2 separate regions of the Homo sapiens genome follow, and region 2 is linked to region 1. A link is a contact called in ENCODE POLR2A ChIA-PET data. All regions are on one chromosome and are shown on one strand. Each heading gives the region's core, a stretch centred on a gene start or an enhancer-like site at or near the end of the contact. The rest is flanking DNA. Distances are from core to core; before and after follow the strand shown.

Evidence for each region. ChIA-PET counts read pairs that join two places held with the same protein, here RNA polymerase II (POLR2A).
Region 2: POLR2A ChIA-PET joins it to region 1 with 11 read pairs in PC-3. The contact joins two enhancer-like sites. POLR2A ChIA-PET finds 5 or more read pairs at or near these places in 12 of 52 experiments (A549, AG04450, BJ and 8 more).

The regions. Positions count from the first base shown.
Region 1 is chr11:12,826,293-12,830,481 of GRCh38, forward strand. The region is part of intron 3 of TEAD1 (TEA domain transcription factor 1); the gene reads left to right. It overlaps LOC107984313 (a long non-coding RNA gene), which reads right to left. Exons shown (of 2, transcript XR_001748136.3): 1 at 1,515-4,189; 2 at 1-371. Among named protein-coding and RNA genes, the nearest start is that of TEAD1-AS1, 95 kb to the right of the region's middle. RefSeq lists an enhancer at 2,029-2,667. Within about 2 kb of position 1,944, at least 22 of the 41 ENCODE cell types and tissues checked have a DNase peak (open chromatin) inside an H3K27ac peak, as active enhancers do.
Region 2 is chr11:12,783,806-12,787,994 of GRCh38, forward strand. The region is part of intron 3 of TEAD1 (TEA domain transcription factor 1); the gene reads left to right. Among named protein-coding and RNA genes, the nearest start is that of TEAD1, 110 kb to the left of the region's middle. RefSeq lists an enhancer at 3,873-4,189. Within about 2 kb of position 2,271, at least 3 of the 41 ENCODE cell types and tissues checked have a DNase peak (open chromatin) inside an H3K27ac peak, as active enhancers do.

The sequences.
Region 1 (4,189 bases), core at 694-3,193:
GCTCTTGTAGGTCTCTGTCACATCTTCGAACTCACCAAACCTTTCAGGAGAAAATAGTTCCTTGGAGAAGTACATAAAGTTGTGGGACTTTGTACCTTGGATTACACTTTCCCTGTCAACTCTGGGTCCTCCATAGTGGGGAATCCATAGTGGTTTTTGTCCTGCAAATAAAACAGTGTGACTAAGTAATTTTCCAGAAATGAACAGCAGAGTGGGAAATAGACATAAGTGAGAGTAATATAACAATCACGGTGTGATAAATTAGCATGGGATTTGAAATCAACCTGTTTGGGTTCAAATCATGGTTCACCTCTTACCGGTTTTGCAAACCTTGGGTCAGTTACTTAACTCCATCAAATCCTTCACTTCATCTGCAAAATAGAGATAAGAAAATTCCTTTTCTCTTAGTGTTGCTTTGAGCATCAAATGAAAAAATGTGTGTAAATGTTTAGTGCTTTGTACCTAGCATATAGGAACCCATTATTAAGTAATATTACAGTTTGGATTTCAGACCTGTGAGCTTAGGGCTCAGACTCTAGAGGTTCCTGAACTAGGTTTTCCTAGGCATTGCATGTAGAGTCTTATCTTAAAAAAGTTTTAATTGAAAGATTGGCAGCAAATTCTTCTTGTCACTTCAGACATGATTTCCTTTGGGGCTCTTGTACTCCCATGGTTTGAATTCATAGAGTAACTCAAGGGCAATAGGGAATTCCTCTCAACTCTCTGTCTCCAAGAATACCTCTGGGTGCTGGAGAGATGCCACTTATCAATTCTGTTGTTATTGTTTTTAGGGCTGTAAGCCTTCTGGATAGAACTCAGTGGATTTTCCTGAGTAGTGAAGAATTAAGTGAGATGAGGGAAAAGCATTGAGAGTAATTATCAGCAGTGGACTATGCCTGAGTTTTTGTTAGCCCTGAACTTACATATCCTGACTTTACTAGTCCATGAGTTCTTCATAGTCAGGAACTGTACCTTTTAATTCTCTGCATCTCCTAGGGGCTTTCTCAGTGCTAAGCAAATAGTAAATATTCATGAGATACTGGGATTGTGCCCAGCATTTTCTGAGTTTTCAAATAGATGAAGTTATAGAATCATATTCATATCAAAGGAAGTTCCTGTGTATAATCTCATTTCATTCTGTCAACAACCCTAGGCTTGGGGTGGGTGTGTTGGTGTGGATGAGAACACTTAGTATCCCTATTTTACAAGTAGGAAAAGTAAGACCCAGATAAGTTAATGACTTGCTAAAAATGATACAGCTCTTGAGAGACAGCAGACATTTGAATCCCATCTACTGATTCTAGGTCCTATGGTCATTCCTTTGCTTTATGTTGCCTGTTTTGCAGACTGTCAAACGCATCAGACACTTCCAGTGGTTTTTCAGTGGGTTTTTGTCCTAGTGACAGTCCACACATCCTGCTCTCCTATTATCACATTTGCAGGAGGAAGTGAGACATCTTTTGACACTGGTGATATGGGAGAAGGAGAAAAATCCTAGAATCAAAGATACTTACTCCTTGCTTCCCTCTACTCATACTCTCTGGAAAGAAACGTTTAGGGACTTCTTGTGTTGTGCCTGTTGTGCCAGGACAGCTCAAATGGATGCTTTTGTCACAGCCCCTCCACCTTTAGCAGAAGTTGTTGTATTCCTAGCCAATGCAAAAATAAACAAGTGAGGGAAAATGACATTTCCTGGTAATGGAAAGTAGCAGTTGGTGAGACTTTAGACAAGAAGCGGGTGTTCCAGCCAATGAGCAGTGACCACAGTGGAGCTAGTTGTCGGTTTACTTGGCTGAAGAATATGTTTGCCTGCATCCTGATTGTCAATAAAGACGTTTAAAAACCCCAGCTTGACTCTGGCGGGCTGAGGGTGCTGCCGTGCCACTGCTGCAGGATGGAGCTCTCTTCCTGGTGGAGACTTGATTCACAAGGACGCTAATTATTCATTCTTCCTCCGTGCAGCCCGCTGAAACAATTGCTGTGCTTGTTCGGTGCACAGTGTGGCGTCGGACAGTCAGGCCTTTTTATGTAACTGATGGCGCTGTATGTTCATATTGTTCTTTATGTACTTATTTTATAGCTTATGCAGCAGACATTCGAGTCAATTAGCTTCTTGTCTTGCAAACTGGGCACTGCTGTTCTAGAACCAAGTTAGAAGGGTGTGTTGAGGGCGACCCGGGCAGACCTCTCTCCTTTCTTTTTGTGCTGTGTGGGTTGGTTTCAAGTTACAGCATTTTTATTGGCTCTTGTTTGCTGAACCTTGGTTTCAAAAGCTGATGTTTGAGTTGAATTTCTTAAAGATACAGCTTTTGTTTTCACAAAACTGAAGTCAGGCAATATGCATAGCCCTTGGGAGTGTGGGTTTTTTTTTTTTTTAACTGAGTGATTTTTTTTTTTTTTAAATGGTACCTATTAACCAAAAAATCTAAGCGAATGGTTTCCTAACTCACTTTTCCTTAACTGGCGTCAGCATGGAGTCCTTGTTTCTTATTGATTTGCATTTTTTTTTTTTTCTGTATAGCCTTACTCCTGACTCTTTTGTCCTGAATTTTTTTTTTTTTTACCCCGTATTTCTTGAAACCTGCCTGTTTTGGGGACAAGTTGGAGTTTAAATAAATTAGTTAAATTCTGTTGTGTATATTTCTGCAGATGATAATGTTTATGAAGCATAGATTCACTGTTTTGTGAGGATTTTTAAATATCGGAAAGAAAATTTCCTGCTTCCTCTTTCCATCTCCTTTTCTGTGGTTTTAGCCCCCTCGCCCTTAAGAGCCATCGGTTTGTTATTGCTGATTGAGGTAGTGGTGGTGGAAGCAGAGGCTCTGATCCAGAGAAACTCCCCAAGACGGAAGTGCAGCAGGCAGGATTTTTATCCAGCGGATTTTGACCCAGTAGACCCTAAAGAAGGTGCATGACAGAGACTCATATTTACCATACCATTGAATTCTCAGAGCTTTCCGTGGTGGCTGGCCCAAGGCAATTGTTCAAAACATACGTGAGAGAATGAATGAACAAATGACCTTGCCTACCAAACGTCTCCCTCCCTCTGTGTAAGCATCCCTTAAACTCTCCCAACCCAGGTGGCCTTGACATATCCCATGCTCACCCAGGACCCTGAAGTATGCCTCGGAGCAACTGGTTTCTCCTGACCAGTTAGTGTCAACTGAGACTAATGCAGAAAACATTGCTTACCCTAATGTTTGCCTTTAGAAGTAAAATCCAAACTGAAGGAAAGGACCTTGAATTTGTTTTTTATTCTTGCTGACTTGGAACATTGATAATGCTCATACTGATCCTCTGGCTAAACATTTTTCTTCCTTTATCCATGTATTTATTGAGCTCTCCACTGTTAGCATGAAAGGTGGAGAAGCAGGAATACATGGTGTGTGCTTCTGCTAGCCTTTTACTGTCCAGTTGTAGAGAGTAGGCCCAGTGAACTCAGTCAGGTGTTTATAAGATTGAGCAATTGAGCAGTTGCTGTATCCTGAAGACTGTATCTGGTGCTTTACTCTTGTATAATTCTTGAGACAGGAATACCTGGGTGTTGGCATCAAGGGGCTGTTGAGGCCATCTTTATTTCTCCATAACACCCAGCACAAGACATTTACATGTATGGGTTGGGTAGGGTAGGAGTTCATAGCTGTCCATAGAGCAGGGCAGGGACATTTCTGAGAAGGTCAGAGAGGTTTGATGAGGTGATTTTCCTGAGCTGGGCCTTGGGAGTGGAGAGATAGAGGGAGAACAGGTGCATGGACACAGAGGCCAGAAGGGCATCAGACAAAGGACCCCTGGGGCTGTGGGAAAGCCCCCGAGCCATTGGGAAATAGAGGAGCTTAGCCTTGCTAAGAGGAGAGAATTCAGAGAGCCATGAGGTGATTGAGGTTTCAAAGACCAAATAAACAAAGGAAGACAGCATCTTGGGGAGTGGGCAAGACCATGCCTCACCTGGCAGGTGAGGTCAGAGGATACCTGACCTACGAAGATCCACAAAGGCTGGCAGTGGGGGGCATCCCAGTGGACAGTGTTGTGATGAGCAAGGGGCCCAGAAGTAGGAAGACTTAAGGAGTCCTAGGCCTTAAGGAAGACTCAACCCAAACCTGGCTACCTCTTTAGGCAGCTTGAGTCTTGGCCTCTCCTACCAGCTCCTGAAGGGTAGCTTCATGTTACATCTGGCTGCAGAGACCCTCCT
Region 2 (4,189 bases), core at 1,021-3,520, 42 kb before region 1:
TCTAGAAGGGTGGATGGAGTGTGGGGTGGCTTGTAAGCTGAGAGGTTACGGGAGTGAAGTGCCAGGCAAGGATGTTCGAACAGTAAGATTAGAGGTTCTCAACTTTTCTGTGTATGCAGCATATACACAGGAAGGGGGGATGGGAGCCCTTGTTTTTAGGATATTCAACAAGTGTTTGAGGAGAATTATTCTGGAGGCTCTATCTCCCATAAGGAGGCTGACACTACAACACTTCTGGTAGGAGATGAGGAGGGCTTGAACTAGGTCAGAGGTTATGGGAGTGACAAGGAGGGGATGGATGGGAAGGACATTTTACATCAGTATATTAGAGATTAGGCATTTAGATTAGGTGTATTAGAGATGAGAGGGCTCTGTAGGGTTTTCTGATGAGGGAGAAGATGAAGATTTTTCATCTGCATGGATGGCAGTGCCATTTATAGACACAGTTGTACAGCAGGGGAGACAAGTTGTAAGGGCCAGAGTTGGGGTAATGAGTTTTGAGTTGTATGGAGTTTGCAGTGCTTTGGGGCACTTCATGGGGAGGGCGCCAGCAGGCACTGGGCAATTCAGCATTCTGGATTTGAGAACAGTTTGGAAAACATCATCACAGGGTTTGGAGTTGAGACCCTGGAAGTGGATAAGCTTGTCTAGGAGACAGAGGGAAAGGACAGAAAGGAAGAAAGGCTAGGATAGAATCCATTGGAAGCATTAAGAGTCATTGTCTTGAGTAAGCATCTTCCATGTCATATGAAACCTTACAGATGCAGGAGCAGGGGAGTCTGAATTCACGTATGTTTACTAAGTGTGCTGAAGTATTTGTCTCCTGGTGGTGTGTTGATGGAAGCAGATGATTTTCTTGCAAGTTCCAGGGGTGCTGATGTCTTGGCATGTTCCTTTCTGTGGCCCCCTAGGGTGAGTTAATGGGTCAGCCCAGGATCCTAGTTCCTCCTTCCCTTTCCTTAAGTCAAAGCTGGCCTACGCTCCATGTGTGATCTCCTTCTTCCCAGCCTCCCTGGGAGTGTTGCTGAGCTCCGTTTGGAGTTTCAGTTGCAAGGCTTTAGCCACCCATGTTAACTGTAGCTCCTATCGCTTGAGAAGTGCAGGGTGAGGGGATCCTGGAGAATCAGCTCCCTTTTGAAATCTGCTCCAGCTTGCTCTCTTGGGGTCAGCATGAGTGTGGAGAAGACTGGAGAAAACCCAGAGATGGTAGGCATGACCTGCCAGATGCAGCAAGCCCTGCCCTCTCTCTGTGTCAGATCAAAGACTGACTCTTCAGTCATTTGACACCCTAATGTGAGGATGTTTCTGAGCCAGGGCCCGGGCTCCTGGTGGCCTGTGCCTGGGAGCCGTGGGGAACGTGTGGGCCTGCATGTGCTCTGGGTAAGTGGGGGTAGGAGAGTAGGACAAGTAACTTCCCAGCTGCTCTCTTAGACACAGAGCTGGAGGGATCTGGAGAGATCAGCCCAGCCTCCTCAGTTTTCAGATTGGAAGCTGCTGCCCAGAGATGCCCTTTTCCCGGTTCCAGTTCTGAGGGCGAGTTGGCCCAGCTTGGTTGCAGCTGCTCCTGCATGGCTCTTTCCTCCTGTCCCACAGGTCCTGGGTTCCAGGGCACAGAGGTTGTTCCCAGTTTGGCTGGTGCCTATAATGACCATATCATTTAATGTTCAGACTACGACACTTCAGAGAATAAATGGGGGCAATGTTAACAATGACACCAGGAAAACAGAAATAAACCTTAGGCAAACCAGGATATATAATCTTCCTTCCTGTGCCTTCACTTTTGGCTCAATTCTTATTCCTATGCCAGGTGATATTCCCTCATCCCCTACCGTCCTGGTCCTATGGCCCACATGACTTTAGGTTCCGGGAACTTACAGATCTTGGTCTTTGGAGGTTTGGTCTGTGGATCTTGGTATCTAGAGGTTAGAAACCTCAGGGATCTCCCATGTTGGAGGGTCCAGGAGATGGAAAACCTGGGAATAACATCGTGAGCATATCTCTGACAATCCATGACTATTCAGAACCTAGATCCAGGAACTTTGATTTTCAGTAGCTAGGGTGGGTATGTCATAATTTACTAACTTAGTTTTTTTTTCCAACATACATTTGTCTCTTGCACGTAGCGTAAGATGGCATGCTGGTAACATACAAATCACGAGAGCAGCATCCTACTCTGCAAACCTGTAGCCCCAGATAGAGCTCAGCAACTCAGCCATGCAATCTTCTGCCTTGGAGGTGGAGGGGAGCCAAGGCCCTGGGCTCCTGACAGGTGTGTGACGGAGCAGGGCATAGTTACTTGTCTCCCAGGTGTCCACAGTCACAGCACAGGGTGGGAGGGGACATGAGCAGCTGGGCTTTGCTGAGACCAAGCCAAATGGGGATTTAGGCAGAGAAGGTGTTCTTTATTTGAGAGTAGAGCAGGTGGAGATGAATGCTCTGCCTGGTAGCTTTCTCGGACTGCACTGGCTTGTTTTTCTATCTAAAGCTGGCAGAACCCAGACCACCATGGATCCTCAATGACAAAGGCCAGAGGAGAGGAAATGGTTCTTCACTGGGTCTTCTGGCTGTGTCCTTGGACCTCTGCCTCTCCCAGCTGACCAGAGTGGTCTGGATTTGCCCATTCTCTCACTGGAGTTAGGAGTAGGATTGCCGGACCTGGCAAATAGAAGTACGGGAGGCCCAGTTAAATTGGAATTGCAGATAAACAAAAAGTTATTTTTTAGTATGAGTATATCCCATGCCGTGGTTATATTTTATATAGCAACTCTACTTAGTAAGGACTGGCCTGATTTTGCTTACCTCTGGGGCATGGTTTCACAGTGCCTCTTTCATTCAGTAGATGCTTATTGAGTGCCAAGGATATGTCAGATGCCACTCTAGGCACTGGGGATATTGCAGTGAGCAACAACAGACAAGAGTTGGTGAACTCATGGAGCTTACATTCTAGTGGGGGCGATAGACAATAAGGAAGATATGTAAGTATGTTAGGTGGTGGAAGTGATAAAGAGGAAAATAAAGCAGGGAAGGAAGATAGGGAGGATTCAAACCTGAAGAAGATGAGGGATTGAGGGGATAAGCCAGACAGACATTTGCAGAAGAGTCTTCTAGGCAGAGAGCACCACAGACATCAAAGCTCGGGCATGCCTCATGTGTTTGAGGACTGGTGGGCCTCCGTGGCTTGAGTGGAGTCAGCAGGGAAGAGGATCCAGCATGGAGGTCAGAGCTCAGATCTTGCAAAGCCTCATAGCCCTCTGTAAGGATATGGGCTTTCACTCTGAGCGGGAGTGTGATCTGATTAGGTTTTGAAAGGATCACCGGCTGCTGGGTAGTGAAAGACTGAAAGCAAGCCTGGGCCCAGGTCTCTCACCGTATCCTCAGGGGTGGGCCATGGGATTTGAGACCTGCATGCCATTTGGAATAAAAGGGCATGCCACCTGGACACAGCATCACCTTGCAGGATCTTTGATTTCTTTTTGCCTTTTTCTTCCTCATTTAAGGGATACATTCCTACTCAAAAAAGGGAAGGATATGTTGCAGTTATCTACCTCTTTTTTGCTAACCATTGTATGATGCGCCTGGTTTAAGGGACAGTTCCCTAATGGTTCCTATTAAGCTTTGGAGAAAGAGTAGTGGTGTGGTGGGTGTCACATACCTGGAGCTTTAGAGCCTTCTGAGAAGATAATTCGGTAAAAATACATCATTTTTTGATTGGTGTTGAAGGAAGTTGTTTTTCGTTGCACAGATTAAATTTAAATTGTTCATGAGAGCTAAAGAGCTTGAAAGCATTTCTTTGTTTTCTGATCTTTAAAAGTAGAGAAGAGTGAGCTGGCTATATAATATAGAACTTTCTCGGCTTTACTTTACCAAAGCAGTCTGATTTAAAAACTTAAAGCCAACATATTTCACATTTATAGTTTAAGATTATAAAAACTAAATATGCATTTAATTTCATAAATTTATGTACTTAATTTCATAAAATTATGTTTTTTGGAGAAAAATACTGAGGCTATAAAATCTTGGCTTGTAAGTAAATAAAATTATTTTAAATGTCAGCCAGTTTTGATGATGAGAGCTATAATTCTAATGAGTGGCAAATATTTTCTAGATATCTTTGAAATGATACTCTGGTTTCTCTTCAGACTGTATAAATCTTTCACTTTTTTTTTTTTTTTTTGAGATGGAGTTTTGC